4 separate regions of the Homo sapiens genome follow, and all the other regions are linked to region 1. A link is a loop called in an ENCODE intact Hi-C map of the cell type or tissue named here. Cell type or tissue: heart right ventricle. All regions are shown on one strand. Region 1 has its middle 220 kb from the start of HACE1. Region 2 has its middle 150 kb from the start of HACE1. Region 3 overlaps HACE1 (HECT domain and ankyrin repeat containing E3 ubiquitin protein ligase 1). Region 4 holds the start of LOC105377918 (a long non-coding RNA gene).

The links. A loop is a pair of places that touch in the nucleus more often than their neighbours do. Peaks named below come from ENCODE experiments on the same cell type or tissue, not always from the same donor. Only the 100,000 strongest peaks of a DNase experiment are listed, where the experiment ranks them.
Region 2: it touches region 1 in a loop (4-fold over the local background); 8 of 110 quality-filtered maps call a loop at or near these places.
Region 3: a loop joins it to region 1, with 4 times the contacts of the local background. A loop is called at or near these places in 5 of 110 quality-filtered maps.
Region 4: a loop joins it to region 1, with 5 times the contacts of the local background. A loop is called at or near these places in 5 of 110 quality-filtered maps.

What each region holds. Positions count from the first base shown.
Region 1 is chr6:104,636,980-104,641,979 of GRCh38, forward strand. No RefSeq gene overlaps it. Among named protein-coding and RNA genes, the nearest start is that of HACE1, 220 kb to the right of the region's middle. In heart right ventricle, no CTCF peak of the experiment used is centred here; a DNase peak (open chromatin) is centred at 2,211; H3K27ac peaks cover 2,029 bases.
Region 2 is chr6:104,702,633-104,707,632 of GRCh38, forward strand. No RefSeq gene overlaps it. Among named protein-coding and RNA genes, the nearest start is that of HACE1, 150 kb to the right of the region's middle. In heart right ventricle, no CTCF peak of the experiment used is centred here; a DNase peak (open chromatin) is centred at 2,651; H3K27ac peaks cover 1,459 bases.
Region 3 is chr6:104,764,906-104,769,905 of GRCh38, forward strand. All of the region lies in intron 19 of HACE1 (HECT domain and ankyrin repeat containing E3 ubiquitin protein ligase 1), which reads right to left. It also overlaps the pseudogene RNU6-897P. Among named protein-coding and RNA genes, the nearest start is that of HACE1, 93 kb to the right of the region's middle. In heart right ventricle, no CTCF peak of the experiment used is centred here; no DNase peak of the experiment used is centred here.
Region 4 is chr6:104,523,201-104,528,200 of GRCh38, forward strand. LOC105377918 (a long non-coding RNA gene) reads right to left here and starts at 4,272. Exons shown (of 5, transcript XR_001744272.2): 1 at 4,074-4,272. In heart right ventricle, CTCF peaks have their summits at 2,719 (motif pointing left) and 4,748; a DNase peak (open chromatin) is centred at 2,681; H3K4me3 peaks cover 750 bases.

The DNA of each region.
Region 1 (5,000 bases):
CTGAATCAGATGTCATTAGCTGATACAACATTCATCTTCTTTCAGGACTAGAAAAATCACCAAATAATGATTAGAGGCAGCGGCTTTTAAAATATCCTAACCATAGATCTCAATTTGATATTGATTTAAGTGATTAATTTTTCTATGAGGGTACAGCATCCTGACCAATCAAATAGAATGTTTACAGGGTGCATTAATCATGGTTTACAGTTTTCCTATAGGTATGATGGATAGTGAACAGTTTATGAATCAATAAACTAGCAAAAAAAAAAGTATTCAGGACTAGAGATATGGGAGCAGAGACAAGACCAGCTTGATTTTTATGTTTTTAAAATTCCGGCAGTCTTTTAATTATAAACTCCATTTAGTTTAGTTTATATTTAAGGGTTTATCAGCTTGTTTTTACCATTATGATGCACTGAAAAATAAGTTCAAAATGTGGAGCTTTTTCTGCACTTTAATGTGATGTCAAACTGCAAATAATGGCTAGTAGTGTGATTTATCCAGATAAAACAATATTTTAAGTAGAACTGTATAAAATGATCTGTATGTTTCATTTCCTCAGAAAGCAGCCAAGATTTACAGATTAAACCTAAAGTACAGTAGAAAGAAATAGATCAAGATTTTGCTAAGCAGAACAGATACTGTGACAATAAAGATTTTTTCTTCCCTTCCTCAATTCTGAATTGTCATATTTCTTTTTGATGTTTTCACTCTTCAGCCTAATTCACACATATACCATTATCTTATGGCTAATCAGTTGATTTTTATTATGTCATTCTGTTTTTTGCCTCTTTCTTCTTGCATAACTTAGATCCATTTTTTTAATCCTTTCTATTAGAACCCAGGAGTTATATAGTCAGTTTCAGAAGATCTTCCAAACTCTCAGTTTAACCCCGTTTCTCACATAAGGAAAATTGCCCCCACAGTTCCAATGGCTGCTCCTTCCCTGCAGAACATTTTCCAAAGGCAGAATTTTGAGCAGCAGTTCTTTCATGTTGGCATGTGCTGGACTGGAGCTTCTAACCATGCAGTGTCTGGAAAGAGGGTCTCAAGGAAAACACAGGTTCATATGTGTTTTCTCACACCCCCTAGATGGCACTAATACAAAAAAAAAGCATATTATATGAGAAAGAACATCAAGACAAAAAGTGATATATGGCGGGTCTCATATTCATGACAGTGTAGCTGCTGAGTTCCCGAAAGCCCAGGCTGATCTGCTTAGTGGGCAAGGTGGGAAACAACCTCCTCTGCCTGTCTGCAGAGAGTACGCATCTTGACGTCTCATCTAGTATCCAAGGACCAACCCTTAGACAGTATGCTTCATCTTAGGAAATAGACTCTTGGAGATTTATTTGAATTCAAAAATTACTTTTCTGAGTTGTACATTTAACTAGTTTCCTCTCAGAGTTTTAACCAAGAAATACTTCAGTTTAATCAGAAGACAGCCCAGTGCTTGAGAAAGAAGAATCTGAAAATTATCTGATGCTCCCAATGATATTCTAAATATGTGATTCATCTAGGATACAGGATTAATGTTAGAGACAGTAACTTGAAAACACTATTTGATGACACCCTTTCATTTCTTTATTCAACAGACATGTACCTGTTATGTAACAGGCATTTGCTTTACCCTGGGCATTGATTTTTAAAAAGGATAAGACGCAGTTCCCGCTCTCAAGGAGCCCAGAGACCAGTGGTGGTGGGAGTGGGGGGTGGTCCAGGGAGTAGACAAGAAAACAGATACTTTGAAATAGAAGCAATAAATTGCTGTGACTCAAAAAAAAACAAATTAAAAAACTGTAAGTATTTAAGATCTGAGTAACTATTATGCCTGAGGAAGTCAGAGAAGACCCCAGGGATGAACTGAATTTGAACTGAGTGCCAAAGAATTGTTAGTCTTCCAGGAGATGAGGAAATACGTTCCAAGAAGGAACAGCATGTACAACAGCACAGTCATACAAGAACCCGGTTATCTTAGGAACAATCAAAAAAGAGTCCTAGAAACAATCATGTGAAATGTTTGAGGATTAAAATACTGGCAGGAAATGAAAGTGAAGGGCAGGAAGGGGCAGATGTAAGGCCCCTGACAGTAAACATATGTTGTCTGCCCATTGTTAATTTTTTTGAGGAAGCACTCCCCTACTCCTCCTAGTTGAGGAGGCTGATAACACCCTGCTTTCAGCTCCAGCTGTGGGCAAGTGAGCCAGGCCTGGCCAATCTGAGTGCTCCATATACACTTAGATCAAATAAAAGGATCACGCATAGACGCATGACCCAAACTGGGACAATCAGAATCCCCATCAGGATTATCAGCTGGTCCAGCTTCATGCATGTGACCTGTTAGTTGCAAAGCCCCTGTGCTTACAAGAGTCTTGCACTTGGTTCACTGCTCAGCTGATGCCATTTTGAAATTCTCAATAATTTCAGCTTGGATCTTATGTTTTGTAAGTGATGTCCAATGGGACAATAGGGAATGCACATGAGCAAAGAAATACACACCTCACTTGCAATATAGCATTTATGACACCCTGTGAGCACAGCAGTCCAGTAGACTCACTTTGCATGGAAGTACCACAAGACGTGAAGTGAGTGCAAATAAATATGTTATATTTAAAACTGAATAAATGGTGGTGCTGACAGCCCCAAGAGGGTCATGTCTTCCATTCAAACCAGAACTTGCTTCCAATGCAGAAGACAAGCAATGGTGTTTTAAGAAACAACTACAAATAACTTTATCATATCCTTTTCTCACTTGTGTTACTTCTCTTTATTAGACAAGCTCACTGAAAATCATGGCATAGCAGAAGAGAGAAAGATAGGGCCACCCATAGTTCCTTTCCCTTTCAGTCCTTCCTTACTCATCAGTAAGCTGAAGAGCACTGGTAGCTGTAAGTGCATCAGGAAGTGAAACATAAACAGTTAAGTTAGTTTTGCAATCATTTCCACTGTTCTAGTAAGAACAAAATACATATGCCAAATATAAATTGTGTAACTTCAGTGATTCCATATATGAATTAAAGGCTCTTATATTTGCATTGGAAACTGGCACCACACAATATAAATGGTAAGATTCATGTTCATAATTTAAATTTTTAATTTTTCTTTACATAGATATTCAATGGGAAATTTTTTAAACACCATGACAAACTAAAAGAATACAGGAGAAAAGAAAAAACTTTCCAGTTTAGTATATTTAGTACACTTTTTTCCTGCTTTTTGAACATGGGACCCCACAACTTATGTTGCTAGCCCTGGCTATCAGGAAAGATCCTTTATTTACTTCTACGACCCCGAGTTATAAGAACAATGTGAGCTGGAGCTGCATGTGACTATCTTGCCTGGCCAGATGGATTAAGTTATCTGTAGTAAGAGAAATCAAAGCCAGCATGCAAAGAGAAACATAGCTGAGAGAAAAAAAAGAGAGAACTAACGTTGTTGAGTTCCTGAGTGTGGCCAGACCCAAAATTAACTGCACACCTGTCCTTCTTTGTTATGTAAGTCAACAATTTCTCCTTTTTTTCTTTTTTTCTTTGAGTTGGCGGAGAGCTCAAATAATTTGAGTTGGATTTCTGTCACTTGCAACCAGAGTACTGACGGGTAGAGCCTCATATGCTAGGCATATGTGGATTAATAAGGAAGTTTTTAAATTCATACTTCTAGAGGCTGGTGAACAGAGGCTTCAGAGAGCCAAGAAGAAAAGCAATCTGGATTATTTCTAAAATCATTTTCATAATTTTAAATTATAAAATATTTTTTATTTTAAAATATGTGTAAAAGATATAAATAATATTTGTGAAATGTAGAAAAGTACCAGTAAAATGAATGTGTATACTTACTATCTGATAGAGTTTGGACGTTTCTCCCCTCCAGATCTCATACTGAATTTTAATCTCCAACGTTGGAGGTGGGGCCTGGTGGGAGGGATTTGGATCATGGGAACAGATTCCTCATGAATGGCTTGGGCCATCCCCTTGGTGCAAGTAAAGCTCTCGCTCTGAGTTCACACAAGATCTGGTCATTTAAAGGTGTGCAGCACCTCCCCTCCCACCCTCTCTTGCTCCTGATTTCGCCATGTGACATAGAAGCTCCCAACGCACCTTCTGCCATAAGTAAAAGCTTCCTGAAGCCTTACCAGAAGCCATGTTTCCTAGACAGCCTGCAGAACCACGAATCAGTTAAGCCTCTTTTCTTTATAAATTACCCAGTCTCAGGTATTTCTTCATAGCAACCCAAGAACAGCCTAATACACCACCCAACTTTAAAAAATCTACCAGTGCCTCTGATGTCCCCATAAGACTTCCCCAAATTCTACAACTGCCCACACTCACTCACCTACCCCAAAGTAACCACTATTCTGAACTTTATGATAGTTTTTCCATATCATTTGGTAGCTTTTCCTGGTGGACTGTGGAAGAAGATTTGAAGGGGGCCAGGAGACCAGCTAGGAAACACAGGATAAGTCTGAGTTTGGCTGATTATCATTAATAAGTGCTTTGTGTAGCCACCAGATCATGTTTCATTAAATAAAATGTTGGCAACAGGTAAGTTTATAAAATGGCCTTTTCATCACAGTTTTTTTTTTTTTTCAGTGCCTTTGCCTCTTTTTTTAAATCATGGGCAACTATTCAATCAGGGCAAGAATCAAAAGCCTCACCATAACAAGACCCAATAACTAGGTCACAGAAATGAGCTTTGAATTAGGGCTAGAGGACCCAGAAGGTAGCGGATTTGCTACCTGCCTCAGCATTACAGCCAGAAGAGAAGTAGAAGAGTGGGAAACAGGAAGGAAAGAAAAGGGCGAACAATCTATATCTCCTGCTACATTATCTTCTCCCAACATGTGAAAAAGCTAATAAACACACAGTATGGTGATTCTTTTTTTTTTTTTGCCAAGTTTCTTTATATATATATATTTTATTATTATACTTTAAGTTCTAGGGTACATGTGCACAACGTGCAGGTTTGTTACATATATATACATGTGCCATGTTGGTGTG
Region 2 (5,000 bases), 66 kb after region 1:
TTAATCTCCCCCCTGTTATCAAGTGTCTCCATGGCAGGAAATTATATTTCTAAATTGAATTTTGTTCTGTTTCGATGTAGTAAGAAATATTTTCCAGACTACTAATAGGACGCATAAAGACTGTGACTCTGACAATACCGTTAGATAAATAAAAGCTATAAGTGAAAACCACCTTCATTCACTAGCTAGCATAATAGCAAAATAGAAAGCATTGATTACCTGGAAAGAGTAATCAAATAAAAGATTTTAAATGAAAAGTGAGGTAGCAGATGGTTAACTTTTTAATTTACCTTTTTATAGCAATTGCCCATAAAGGTAAAAAGAAAAAAAAGCAATCCAATGAGTCTCTTGGTGCTAATAAAACACATATTGATTCTTAGTGCATATGCTTACTCTACAAAATGGTCAAACTTGGGTCTACCACAGGTAATGGAGGCAGATACTGTTTATGAGCACTTCTGTGGAGGCAAATTTACAGTAAAGAAATGTCTTTGGGCTAGATTTATTATGAAAGAATGAAAACTTATAACCACACTAAGGAAGAGATTTCATTTTAGGGGCAGAGATTCACTCACAGTAAAGCCACGGCAATTCAGCCAAGTGGCAGCGCAGTCTCTAGTAGAAGCCTTCAAAATACAGTCTACCTTTTTGTTGGTGAACAATACAGTGATTGCAATAAAGTTTAGAAATTTTTTTCATTGATATAAATTGCTCTGTCCCCTCTTTTTTAACATAGGGTTCTCTTTGACAGTAGCAATTTGGGGAAAGTCTCTTCAAAGTGTAATTGAAAGCATGGCCCCAAATGTCCATTAAAACTTCCTATATTTAAAGAAACATTGCATGAAAGAAGCTTTTCATAGTGCATCAGTGTAAGGAGTTGTATAATACATGATTAATGCTACCAGTGTATCAAGATGCTTGAAGGACAAGTAGGATTTGACAAATGTACAACAGGATAGGGTTAGTTTTCCAGACAGAAGAGAGACGAAAAAACACCTCTACTCCTTTCCCATTCTAACTTCTAACCTACAGCCCTTGGACTGAAGAGGTGAGATATATGGATCAAATCATTACATTCTACTTAACTTCACTTTCAGAACATCTCAAAGTTAGAATTCATGGTAAACAAGCCATACTAGCTTCATCAATTTAAGTATTTTGATACTCCAGTAAATTAAACACTTAAAAGATATTTATAATGGGCTGGGCGCGGTGGCTCATGCTTGTAGTCCCAGCACTTTGGGAGGTCCAGGTGGGCAGATCACTCATGGCCAGGAGTTCGAGACCAACATGGCAAAGCCCTGTCTCTACGAAAAATACAAAAATTACCCAGGCATGGTGGTGCACACCTGTAATCCCAGCTACTCGGGAGTCTGAGGCACAAGAATCACTTGAACCTGGGAGGCAGAGGTTGCAGTGAGCCAAGGTTGCACCACTATCTTCCAGCCTGGGTGACAGAGCAAGACTGTCTCAAAAAAAAAAAAAAAGATATTTATAATGGGTAAATGAATAATAATTTGAAGTCACAGATCTCAACGTTTACGAAAATAAAACTAAGACTTCAAAATAATAAATATTAACCAGAACTGGAAAGCAAAATGAAGTGGAGTAAGTGACTTTCAGAAAAGGAGGAAATACAACATGTTCTTTGATATAAATACAAGCAGGTAATAAAAGAAAGTCGGCATTGGAAAAACATACATCCTCCTCCTTTACCCTGTGAGCAGACCTTACTTATATGCGTGAGAAAGAAAGAAACTGCAGCATCCAAAAGTAGAGGTCATAAGTCACATTCCTTAAGAGCAACCAACTGAGAAAGATAAGTTTGGAAAACTATGAAGCATATTTTTTATTTTTACTGTTTAACATAATTTTGACAGGAGAGCAGACAAAAACACACTCCTGGGAGGAATGGCGGCAAAAGAGAATGACAATTATTATTTTTCTATATGCTGCAATGTGACAATGTATTTTGCAAAAACAACCACACCAGATGTCTAGCCTCTGGACTCACTTTTTACTAGGATGGCCAGCCATCTCATCAAGTGCAATGTACACATCGAGGATTTACACCATGCTCCGTTTAATGCCTAAAGGTTTGGTGGGGTTCCACATGGAATTAACTTGATTCTGAAATTGGGACTATTCACGGCAGTCCCAATTTTAAGCTGAGTCCATCTGCCAAAATGTTGCTTCAGATGTGAAATGTACTTGCTGGTGGCTAATTTTCAAAAGCATCTCGTAGTCACTTACTGGTATGTAAAATGTACAGCTCAATTGCTATTCATTAAGAGAGAAAAAATCAACATTGCCTAAATGGATTAAAAACAGAAGTCACAGACAAGGATGTAAAAGCACTTTGATTTTTCAATAGAGAGATTTTTATACATTTATTGGCATTCTCCAGCATCAGTCATCTCCCAGGCTGAATGCTCAAGATTTTCATTTTCACCATTAAATGGTCCCTGTTTAAATGGATCTCCTTACTTGGCAAAACATATTTACACATCCAGTTGTGCCAGCTCTAAGGCTTCTAGTTCTAAACGTCTATAGGGAAAAAAGAGAAGTGTTAGGAGGTGACTTCACCTTGCCTTTCCCTGAGATCTGATAAAAACTGCTCAACCACACACAAGAACAGCAGGATGTGGTCAGAGGCGTCGTTCCTCCTCTGTGAGACACAGTTTCCTCAGGAAGGAAATCTTAAGAAAGGTATCAGGAAACTATGGACTATGCCAGTCAGCTGTTAAGGGCTCAGAAACTCTTAAGGGAGCAAAATGTTCAACCACGCTCTTTTTCTGAATAGAGAAATCAAATCCCGAGATCAGCCAGGGAGAAAAAGAAAAAGATCAAAAGGGGTATTCTATCTCTAGCTCCAAAACAAATAGCACTCGTTTTCAGTTTTTAAAATGTGCGTGTCTTTAGTCATTTCCCAGGATGGCTTTAAACATGTTGACAGTTTTGCCTCGAACAATGGTGCTGGACTCACCATGGGCATGTTTTCCAAGCCATTTTCTATGAATGTCAAATTGCCCAGGATGCTTCTTTATGGACACCTCACTTCCAGAAGACACCAATCCTTAAAGCTTGAGCTGAATAGGAGAACAGATGCTTAATTTTAAAGTATCACTTCAATTTCTAGCTGAGTAGAAGGGACAACTCCCAGGGCTAATATAAAGTGTCTTTGAAGATCCAACTTCATAAATGACTAGTTAATCAAGTGTAAAAGTTTAAGGAGGGAAGAAAGTTCACTCACATAGCTTCTTAATACCCATCTGGTTCCAAATAGCCTATATTTATATTAAAGGGCGGAAGATAATAACTTTTTTTTGTTTATGTCATTCTTAAGATACAGCAAGACCTATAATCTCCTAGAATTCCTTAAACTAAACTCTTCAAGAACATTACCAATCCATTGCGTGCTGAGGACAAAACAGGATACAAATAAACTAAAAGAACAGGGTCCTTGACGTTAGCACAGTTTTAAGAGTTTTTAATTCATTGCTTTCATTTAAAAATTTGGAGGTTTCCCACGAATATCCAGATTTATGTTTGTTTGTTTGTTTTAATGAGAAGATCCAGCCACAGTAGGTTCTCATTCCCATCTGGCAACAACTGACTGGTACTGAGTGGCTGCTGCTTAATCCTGGATAATCTCTAAAATCCTTCCAGAAACAAAATCCTGGGTGTCTAAATATGATGCAGCAAGTTTGTTGTTAAACTTTGAATTCAAATGGCATGAACAAAATAGACTTCCCAAGCATGAAACTTAGAATACGTCTATGAAGTAAAGTGAATTTCTGAATTGTGATAATTTAAAATAAAAAGGCTGGAGTCAGTAGTGCTACACGAGATTGGGCAAAGACACCAAAGAAACACACACAGACATTGAAATGTACTTCACTGGACCCCTTGATTTGATTAGATGTTGGAATATGAGATCAAAATTGTGTCCTGAAGGACAAAGAAGAGGATGGCATAACTGGGGGATAAAAGGAAGGAGTAAGCAATCCTTATGAGCATGGTAGAGAGAAAACGGGGAGGTTACATCCTGGGAAGACCAAGAAATGAGAAGAAATGCCTTCAGGAATTTTTGTTTAATTCCTGTATTAAAGCAAACTCTACACATAAAAGTCCTATAGATAAATTACTACTGTAATTTTGTGTAGACTGACAAAGAAAAAGACTCAAATTACCAAAATCAGGAAAAAAAGAAAGATCACTATCAATCTTACAGAAATAAAAAGCATTACAAAGGAATACTATGAAAAACCATATACCAATAAATTAGATAACTTAGATGAAATGGAAAAACTCCTAGAAAATGCAAACACAAAACAAGACTCAAGAAGAAATAGAAAATCTCAGTAAATCTGTAACAGATAAAAAGCGTAAGTTACTAATTTTAAATTTACCATGAAGAAAATCTCAGGACCAGACAGCTTCTCTGAGTGAATTCTACCACTCATTGAAACAATACCAATTCTTTGCAGTTTTCTAAAAAAAAAAATAGAACAAGAGGGAACACTTCCCAACTCATTCTATGAGGCCAGTATTATTGTGATACCAGAACCAGGCAAAAGCATCACAAAAAAGAAAACTATAAGCCAAGGTTCCTTGTAAATATAAGTTAGAAAATCTTCTATAAAATACTAGCAAACTTACCCAGCAACATATAAAAAGGATTATACACCATGACCAAGTGGGATTTATCCAAGTAATGCAAGTTAACAAAGTTTGTTTACAAACAAAAATCAGTGTAATAAACCATATAAACAGAATAAATGACAAAGACCTCGTGATCATTTCAATAGACACAGTAAAAGTATTGTATCTAACAAAGTCCAACAACCCTTCTGGATAAAACCACTTACCAAACTGGGAATGGAATAGAAGATGCCTTAGTCTATTTGTGCTGCTATAATAAAATACCATAGACTGGGTAATTTATAAACAATAAAAATTTATTTCTCACAGGTCTGGAGGCTGGGAAGGCCTCATTC
Region 3 (5,000 bases), 130 kb after region 1:
CATGCACAATTGTGTCTTTACTCACTGTGTTCCAAGCACTGGCAACAGCATACACAACATCCTTCATATTAAACTCCCTTTGAAAACCTTCCACAATTACAATTCTGTTCACTGATGCTAGCAGTCTATGCAACAAAGTGTTATATTTATTCTTCACTGATCTAATGTGACTGATTAATTCAGTCACATGGCTGAATTAATGAAGTCACATTTGAGGGAAAATACATGGCAAACACATTATTTTTGATGAGAATTTCAGCTGGATGATGAGCAGAGCAGTTGTTAGGGAATAACAAAGTCTTGCAGTCACCATGCAGTAAACACAAGCCACTGGTATAAAATATTTTCCCTGGTGATCCATGCCTTTTTGCTAGCATAATAATGGACTGGTAAGAAATTCACTCCTTGAAGAGATTGAGAACACAGGCTTTTGCCTATCATGGCAAATTTACACTTACACTTGCCTGTTGCACTAGGACATCCCTGCACATTTATTCTGTCCTTGGTAGCCTACCACAGGGGCTGTCTCATCAGCTGTAGTCAGTGTCTTTCTGAGGCAACAACAACAAAATAGTGATATTTTAACAGCAATATAGACTTGTTCTAGCATCAGATTTTCATCAGCAATGACCTTGGCAAATTCCTCACTGAATTTCACCACTGTTTTGTGATCAGCAGATGCTCTATTGCCACAAATCTTTAAAAAATGAATATCATGTCTCTTCTTAAATTTCTGCAACCAGCCTGTTGAAAAGTCAGAGTTCCCTTCAATTTTCACTTCATTATGATAGATCTTTGCTTGTTTATGATCGGCATACCATTAAGTGGCAAGTGTTCACTGTTAGGCTGACAAATCCACTCTTTAAATACACAATTGAGATCTTCAGTTTTAGCTTTATGCAGTGTTATTCTATTTTTCATTAACTTCTTTTCATCAGTTTTGGCACAGAACGTCAACAGTTTATTCTTTTGTTTCTTCAAGTTATATAGTGTGGTCATTCCAACACCATACTCTTCTGTAGGACATTTCACATTTATATTGCTGTCCAGTTTCTCCAACAGCTTGACTTTCTGTGCTACGGATAAAGACAAATGCTCCCTCTTTTCCCTGTCACTGTTACCCACAGGGGTATCTGCAGGCCTTTTTGACATTCCCAACAATACCTCTGCACCACAGAGCAGAAAATAAGCAAAAGAAAAGAAAAGACATGAGTAATGCACAAATGCACATCGGCCTTGGCCCCACGTGGGGCACAGTGGGGAACCTGCTCTTGGCATATGCGTCCTGCACATGTCATTTATTACCCTTGTGGGCATGCTTGCATGATGGAATCTTGGTGTGTTGAAGAAAAAATATATATGCAGCAGAAGGGGGCTGGGAGGGTCTTTTTTCCTTTGGGGATGCTGAAACAACTGTATGTTGTATGCTTGTGTTCTGAGTGCCCCCTGGTCATATGAGATCAGGTATGGGATTTACCACTTATGGCTTCATGTCAGTACTCGAAAAGTTTCAGACTCTGGGGTACTCTGAATTATGGATGCTCAACCTGTATACTTTTCTAAAGATGCATATAAAGAATCCACTTTAAGTCAATAATCTATGGATAAAAGTCTGTATTTTGTGCTTGTATGTGCATTAAATGTGTATGTTAAATAAATCATGCAAAGCTAGCACTAAAAATTTAATCATATAAGACTAGCAATAAAACCATATTAAAATGAAATCGTTAAAACATACTAAATTTGTATTTGCTACTTTGTTCACATTCACTGCCTTAGTAAATGAGAAGCCTAGCAGTTACACTGTCTTATAGACATCCATTTAAAATAAGAAAACATCAGTTACAAGTTTTGTGCCCTCGGGCAGTTATTTAACGTCTAAAGAAATGCAGTGTTGTAGTTACAAGCAGGCTCAAGTGCTTGTCTCAGCAGCACGTATACTAATATTGGAACCATACAGAGAAGACTGGATGGCCCCTGCACAAGCAGGCTTGAAATTTACAGACTGCATGGAGAAAGCTACTTAGCTCCTATATGCTTCTGTTTCCTCACCTGTAGAAAGGGGTATCTCCACCTCACAGAGTTAAGTATAATACCCATAAGGCACATCAAACAGTGCCTAGCACATTATAAAAACCTAATAAATGTCAAATGTTTTAATATTAAGGCTGTTTCCACACTAAATAAAGAGAAATAGCTATCTCAAGAGGCTGTTACAGGAAATGAGAAACATAAAGAACATGGTTCAGATACATGAAACACAAAGCACTCAATAAGTAGTAATTATTATCACTAAAAAACAGAATTAATGATAATGAGGTTGATGAAGAGTATGATGGCAACACTATCAGACATTAGGTGGCCCAATCCACAACAGTGGCAGTTATCCTTGAGTCCTTCCTCTTTCTCATCTTCCCAATTACCAAGTTCTATAAATTCTATTATCCTCAAAAGCTTAAAAGCTATTCCATTTTCTCCATCTTCACTGCCACTTGCCTTACATAATTCTTCATGCATGCTTCCCCAAACCAAAATGCCACAGCCTCCTCTCAGTTGTCCTGACTCTAGTACCGCCCCATTTCAACCCATTTTTCACACTCCAAGCTGAGTTTGGTTGTTTCTTTTTGTTTTCTTAACTGAAATTTGATCATGTCATTTCCCTCTTTAACATCTGCAATCATCTCCACAGACTTCAGAATAATTTTCAAAGTACTATTTGTGGATGCAAAGTCTTTCAGAATTTGGCCACTTTCTCCCTTCCCCACATCATCTTTTTCTACTTGCTTACTTTTCCATCTAAGCTAAGCTCCACAACTCTGATCTACTTGTGGTTTCCCAAAGCATGCTCTGTCACCTCTGTGCCTTCCTGTAAGCCCAGAACATTTCCTTCTTCCCATCCTTACTCCTACTCGACCACTTAATGCTTCACCTCTATAATTCAACTTCCATACCACTTCATCCATTCCCTGATACCTGCCCCATCTTACTCTTATCTTCTTTTTTTTCTCCAAGCCTGGATGAACTTTATGACTAATATTATAAAAGTGATGCTAACATTTAAACCCCTACAGCTTCAATTCTAAATGCTAGAACTGAAAATATGAGCAAAAGAGGCCATATCTAACTAATTTAAGAGTATTATATTTCAAATGTGGAACTAATATATATACATCTGCCTATATTGCTTGTATTTATTTAACATATTGCTTTTTAAATTAAAGGTATTTTCATCTATTTGGTTTCACTTTATAATCACCAAAGCCTTTTAATAAAACTTGGGAATAAGGGACTCCCCCATGTGGAGATCAGTTTACAAAGGCCCTCTAACAAGTTTAGCAAGTCATTTAAGTTTCAATAGTTCAAAATTATAAAGTCGAACTCTAAACATGACAAAAAAACTTTCTACCTATAAAGTAAAAAGCTGACTCTAAAGTAACAGAAAAGTTCATAACAGAATGTATAAGCAAAAAAAAAGAACAAACCAAAAATCAATAGTATTTCCAAGAAACAGGGTTTGAAAATTTTAAAGTAACATTTTGTAAACTGAATATCTTAACAATTTTAAGCAAGGTAAAATGTGATGTGTTTCTAAAGATTTTTAAGAGTTTTATATGAATCAGGTTATTTATTAAATAAGCATTATATGTTGAAACCTCAACAATTTGATACACAATTACTATACTGGTAACATTAGAAAAAAAAGGCTCAATTTATTGTGAGAAATGTTTATATAAAAAAAATGAAAGCTGAGAATGTATAACATTAATAATCAAGACCCTGCTATTAACACTCCTAATTACTTAAAAAAGTTAGCCTCTAATCAACCAAGCAATTAAACAAAATGTAAATATATATAGTATTAAACTGAGAAACAAAAGTTTCAAGCTCTTTAATATTAAAATAGTATTCCCACCTCTGGTGAGATGCACAATGAAGGGTATATCCTCAATGTGAGCATATTCTTACTTATTCTTATTTATTCAATATTTTCCATCTTTCTAGATTTCATTAAAATACACAAATACAAAAAAATTAATAATATTTTAAAAATCTAAACAAAAATCATGTCATAGTAAGGGGGGGTGCTGCTAGGAGATGCAAGCATAAATATAGATATACCTCATACACATTTTTTTTTCTTTTTTAAGTGATAGGATCTTGCTCTGTCACTCAGGCTAGAGGGCAGTAATGTCATCTTGGCTCACTGTAGCCTCAACCTCCAGAGCTCAAGTGATCCTCCCACCTCAGCCTCCAGAATAGCTAGGACTGTAGCCACACAAAACTAGGCCTGGCTAATTTTTTTATTTTTTATAGAGATGAGGTCTCACTATGTTGCCCAGGCTTGTCTCGAACTCCTGGCCTCAAGCAATCCCCCTGCCTTAGTCTCCCAAAGCACTGGAATACAATTGTTACTAGATCTTTCCACTTTGTCATATATATCTGAAAGGAGTGACAAACCTCACCAGATATAGTATTCACAGATAAGAATCATGTTTATGGTTCTCTTATCAAAGGCAATCATTGCTTAATAAAGATTCTATGACTTCATTACCCTTAATTGAGGGTAGGCCTCCAGTGTAAAATAAAATAATAAACATGCTACAAGGTGAACAATCTAAAAAAAGATTCTAAAAATATTTTCACTCACTGGCAAATCATATAGGTTTAAAAATTAAGTGTTTAACTATTATAATCTTCTAGAGCTTAACATGACTTACATTAAAAATCAAGTAAGTTCTTCCTCGACACAATTAATTTTGCATATAGTATGAAGAACATTAGACTTGAAATTAGGAGGCTTGGGTTTTGGCCCCAGTTTTGCCATTAACTCTTTAGGATTAGTGTCATTTCATGTAAAATGAGAGGGTAGAATTTAAAATTTCTAAGTATGAATATGTAAGAACTCAACTCCTGACTTTATTTCCAAGAATTCAATCTCTTTTTTTTGTACACTATAGTATCTTAAGTTTCAAAAGGTAAAATTATGTCGCTTGCTAATA
Region 4 (5,000 bases), 110 kb before region 1:
TTAAATTTCAGTGGGATCGGAGGGTGTGCAGTGACAGGAAAAACTATGAGTTGTATTCCAAAAATATTTGGGATACTTATTAGGAATGACCTCAGTACTATATTTTTTAAGTAACAACCTTCTGCGTAATATTACATAATAAGAAAAAACTATACTTTGATTATTTCAAGGTAACAACAGAAAAGTTGACGTTCTGGTGGAAATTTGTTATGAATGTTATTTATTGGTTGACTAATTTTGAATTTTTTTTCTAATATTTTTCTCTGGAGGCTGAGGTATCCATCAAGATTCTAGAACAACAGATGGACATTGGCCCATGCTAGGGCAAACACATAACTGTAAAATTTCAGAACACCTGGGACCAAAAAAAAGGCCGATTTCAAATGGCATTTCACTTCTCAACGGCAACATTGTTAGAAAGTAATATAACAGTGCCTTCAAAATAAATCCCAACATATAATACTATTCTTAACCAAAAGGATAATCAGGAGTGAATGTGGAACAAATTCATTTCCACATATGCAAACTCTCAATCCATTTACCATCCAGGTAGTAAGCTTTCTCATGGAGTTCCCACCAAAATATAGGAGTAAACAAATATAGAGGAACACGTGGGACCCCAGAGACAGACAGAAGATCACTCATAGCAAAGCAATGGCAAGGATCCTAGGAGGAAGGAGACGGGAGAAACCCAAGACACAGGCTGGACAGCAGGTCCAGAGAAGTGAAATGATTGGATAATATATTGAGTTGAGAATTACACAATGGGAGAAGTTAGAAGATAAATTAGTGTAAATTAGGTAAATACAAAGAAAATTGAGCAAACCTAAAACCAAGCAATTTTCAATCCAAGAAAACAAAAACAAAAAATAGGAAGCAAAATGAGTGATATTTTATATGTTACCTGGCTCAACAATGATTAGCATTTGCATGATCCTCAGAACATAGACGATCAAAGAGTGATTAAGCTGAAAGTGAAATGTAACTAAATTTAAAGGTTTCAGCAGGAAGTATTCATGTGTATGGTTAGGGATTATGGTTATAAGATTTAGCAAATAAAAATACAGGGCACCCACTTAAATGTGAATTTCAAATAGTTAATAATTTGGGAGGTTCCAAGTATTTTATAGATAGTAGTAGAGGGATGAAAACACCTATATCCTCATATTCCATAGTAGAGAATCAAAACTAAAAAAATCAGTAAATAGCATTATAAGTCCAATAAGCAAATAGCAACATATTTGAAATGGGTTGCCTCTGACGAGCAAGAAATTATGACAAGGGGGATTCAGGTGGTATTGTTTATTATACCAATTATATGTTTTTAACAATTTTGTTCTTTCCATGCACATAGAATCCGATCAAAATACAAACTAAATTATTTAATAACTGAAGCAAATATGACAAAATGTTATAATTTGAAAAAGCAGCATACATAGATGTTTATTGTTTTATTCTCAATTTTTTTTCTTGGAAATAATCAGAGCTATCTAAGGAAATTTCGACAAATATTTAAAGACTAATGTTTTGCAAGGTTTCCATATTATTAAACTATTTGGGATTATCGTGATGAAAATTACGGAATAATTTGCAGTCATGTCTTTTTATTTACTTATTCATTCCACATATATTTATTGTTTACCTATGATGTTGGAGAAGCAGACAAGGTTACAGCAAATCAGTTTGCTAGCCACAAAACAGCAAGTATAGACAGATCAACAATGGAAAATTTCACTCCATTCAAGGCAGCTCACGACATGACAAGTCACTCCTCCCTTCCCCAGAGGTCCTACAGACTCATATATTCTTGAGTACAGAAGTGGCACAGGAACTCCTTGAGGGTAGTAACCCACTTCCATTATCTTTAAGGAATCCTTCCTAGTCTGACACAGCCTCTAAAACAGTATCTGAAGAGGAGCTCATGAAATTTGTTAAAGGAGTAGATGAAATTAATCAATGAGTAAATGATTGAATAAACTATATTTTAGAGGCTGTGACAGTTTTCCTTACTGAAAATGATTTTTAAAGTTCATCTAAAAGGCTACTGAATTAACCTTGATGTAATTACTATTTAAGTAATTTTATTAAATAATTTTATTTACCATTTAAATAATTGTATTATGTACTTTTAAATGCCACAGAGGTTTTATGATCGTTTAAATAATTGTATTATATACTTTTAAATACTGCAGAGGTTTTATGACACTGGAATGGAAGAGGAAACAGGGGACCCAGAGGATACCTTAAAGAAACAAACTACAGGACGTGATGGTACAATAGGGGAGAGGAAGAGAGAAAAATCAAAGATGTAGCACAGAAAACACTCAGCTCTGGAACCTGGAAAACAGGCGGTCCCGCTAAGAAAAACGGAAATGTAAAAGAACAGCCAGTTTTGAAGGAAGGCGAGAATTCATTTTTGTGTATATTAATTTATCTATCGTACCTAGGGCCCAGCGACAGTCATGCCGGAAGCATCTCAAATTTTTAAAAATGTAAATGTGAAAAGCAGACAAGCAGTTCCTGCATTTTGTCATCGCAAATATCATCGATTTGATTTCATGAAAGTCTCTTTTACACAACTCTATTTGAGTTTCTGCCTCCGTGAGTTCATTTATCAGGCTCAGCCATCACTTTCAGGAGTCATGGGGGACTGCAGCCCCGCCCTTAGTAAACCGGGTAAGTCCGGGCTCGGCTCGCCTATGCAGGAGTGCCATCTAGTGGTCAGAGAATGTCACTTCAAGCTAGACTACAGGAGGAATAAACAGAAGGGGACCTCAGGAGGAATAAATAGAAGGGGACCTCAGGGACATTCTGCTTTTGTTTCCAATTTCCAGGCGTGCTGTGACTGAAAAAAAGGAAAAACATTCCATTCATTGCCTAGATATGACTTTATGATAGCACGTCCAGTTACAGTGCCAAAAAGTGAAATCCAACGTCTGCTTTTAACGTATTCTTAAATGAGACTGATGTGGTCTAAAGGAGAAAACAGTAAAATCAGCATCGCTTTTTATTTTGAAGTTGTTTATATTTGGCAAAGAATGTGTTTGTGGCCATAGACACCATTTGGCTATCTTCAAATCAAGGCAAAGGTTTACAAATAACGAATTTGTAAATGTCTCACGTATGAATGGGCCCCTTTTCTTTAAAGTCACGCCCTTCATACGGTCTTATGCATACACCTGATTCTCTCTGAAAAAAGCAGCCGTTTTGCTGCCTGATGCCCAAAGTCATCCCTTTGTCTCAAAACGTCCAGAACACTTTGTCAAACCTTTAGAGCTATTTATGTTTGTGTCTTATCTCCCTCGCTAGGCTTTCAGCTTCTTGGGGCAGAGTCCATTTCTGAATCATGCATTAAAAGCTCCAAACAGCTGATTACCAGTGTTTCTAACACCAGGGAATCAAAGCCTCCTTTCAGAACTCAATACCAGCTGTGGATTTCCTCACCAGAAAATACGCACTGTGCACACAACATGCAAAATTTTGCTCGCACTCTCGGGAACTTCAGTAGCCCCTGGAAGCCCATTAACATGCTGTTCAGGTTCAGAAACCTGATCCAAAATAAACTTCTGGAACATAGCCTATTCATAAGTTGAAGTATCCTGTATGGGAAAAACAGGCACGTGTGGAGATACAGAGTAAAGCCTATAAAACTTGACTTCCCCTACATTGTCAACTATTCACCAGAAAAAAGAAAAAAAAATCTATTTCTGCTGATTGAAGCCGAAAAAGGCACAGCTCAAACCTGTGGAAATGAATACAATGTGAAAATGCACCATCCAAAGAGCCAGACATGCCCAAGACCCCTTCCCGTGCAAGGATACTAAGGAAGGCCTGCTACTCCCCCCAGCCCCACCCTTCAGGGCACTCTGGTGTCCTAGTTATCTGACCTAAGTTTAAAAAGAAAAAAATCTTTCCCCCTGTACTTGGCAATATTCAAATTTTTCCAAGGTGCGCTTGCTTACACACTCTCTCTCTTTCTCTCTCTCTTTCTTTCTTTCTCTCTCTCTCTCTCACACACACACACACACAATTAGATGAGGGAAATGTCCAAAGCACAAAAATAGATTTCTTACCCTAAATCTGATCTGGCCATGGGTTGATTTGGATGGCAAAACTGAGATCTTTTGTTTCTACCTTAAGCCTCCCCCAAATCCCCTTCTCAGACTCAGAGCACGGATAACCTATCCCCAGTTTTGGAGCCCTCCTTCCTTCCAAGAAAAGAATGAGACCAGAAAACTCAGTGACATCTGAATCACATGCACAAGAGCTCATTTCGATTGATGGGCCCTCCCGGGGGAAGTTAGGAGAGCTATGTTGGCACTTCCCTCAATCCGTGTCAGGATGTCGATAAAACCACAGACCCCTCACTACCCGCTCTGCACAACGCTTCCTCCTTTTCTCATGGAAGTAGAAGTGTCTTCTCTCCACAGGACATTTTGATTTTCCACAGTGTTTTTCAATAGGCTTTTAAAGTATATATCTATCTTCACAGCAGGGTTCAAATACAAACATTTCATCAGAAGTTAGGCAAATAAAGTTTGGAGAGTTTACAGGAAGAGCATAGCTCCAACCCTCACTCATCAGTTCTGGCACGTCGCAGAGAGAGAAGATACTTAGTGAACACAAAAGTCGGAGTTCTGAGCCTCATTGTGGTTCTCAAATAACTGAGGCTGTGTTATAGGAGAGATGGTACAACCTTGGGCAAGAACACTCCAGAGGAAATTCAATTTCCACATCCGATAGGGGGCGAGGTTGGGCCACATCAGTGTCAGCTCTGACACTGTTAAGCGGATGGTCATCTCAGAAACAAATAAAGCAAAGGGAGGTTATGCAGGAGGCAAGGGGAGAGTTGGTGGTCAGCAGATGAGAGCTGGAGAGGGTCAGACACAAACAGGTAAACCAGAGTATAGACCGGGGCGCTCCTAATATCACCTGGAGCAGGGATGGTTGTCAGGATCATCTCTGGCCAGCATGACACTGGTGTGACATCTTGAAACAAC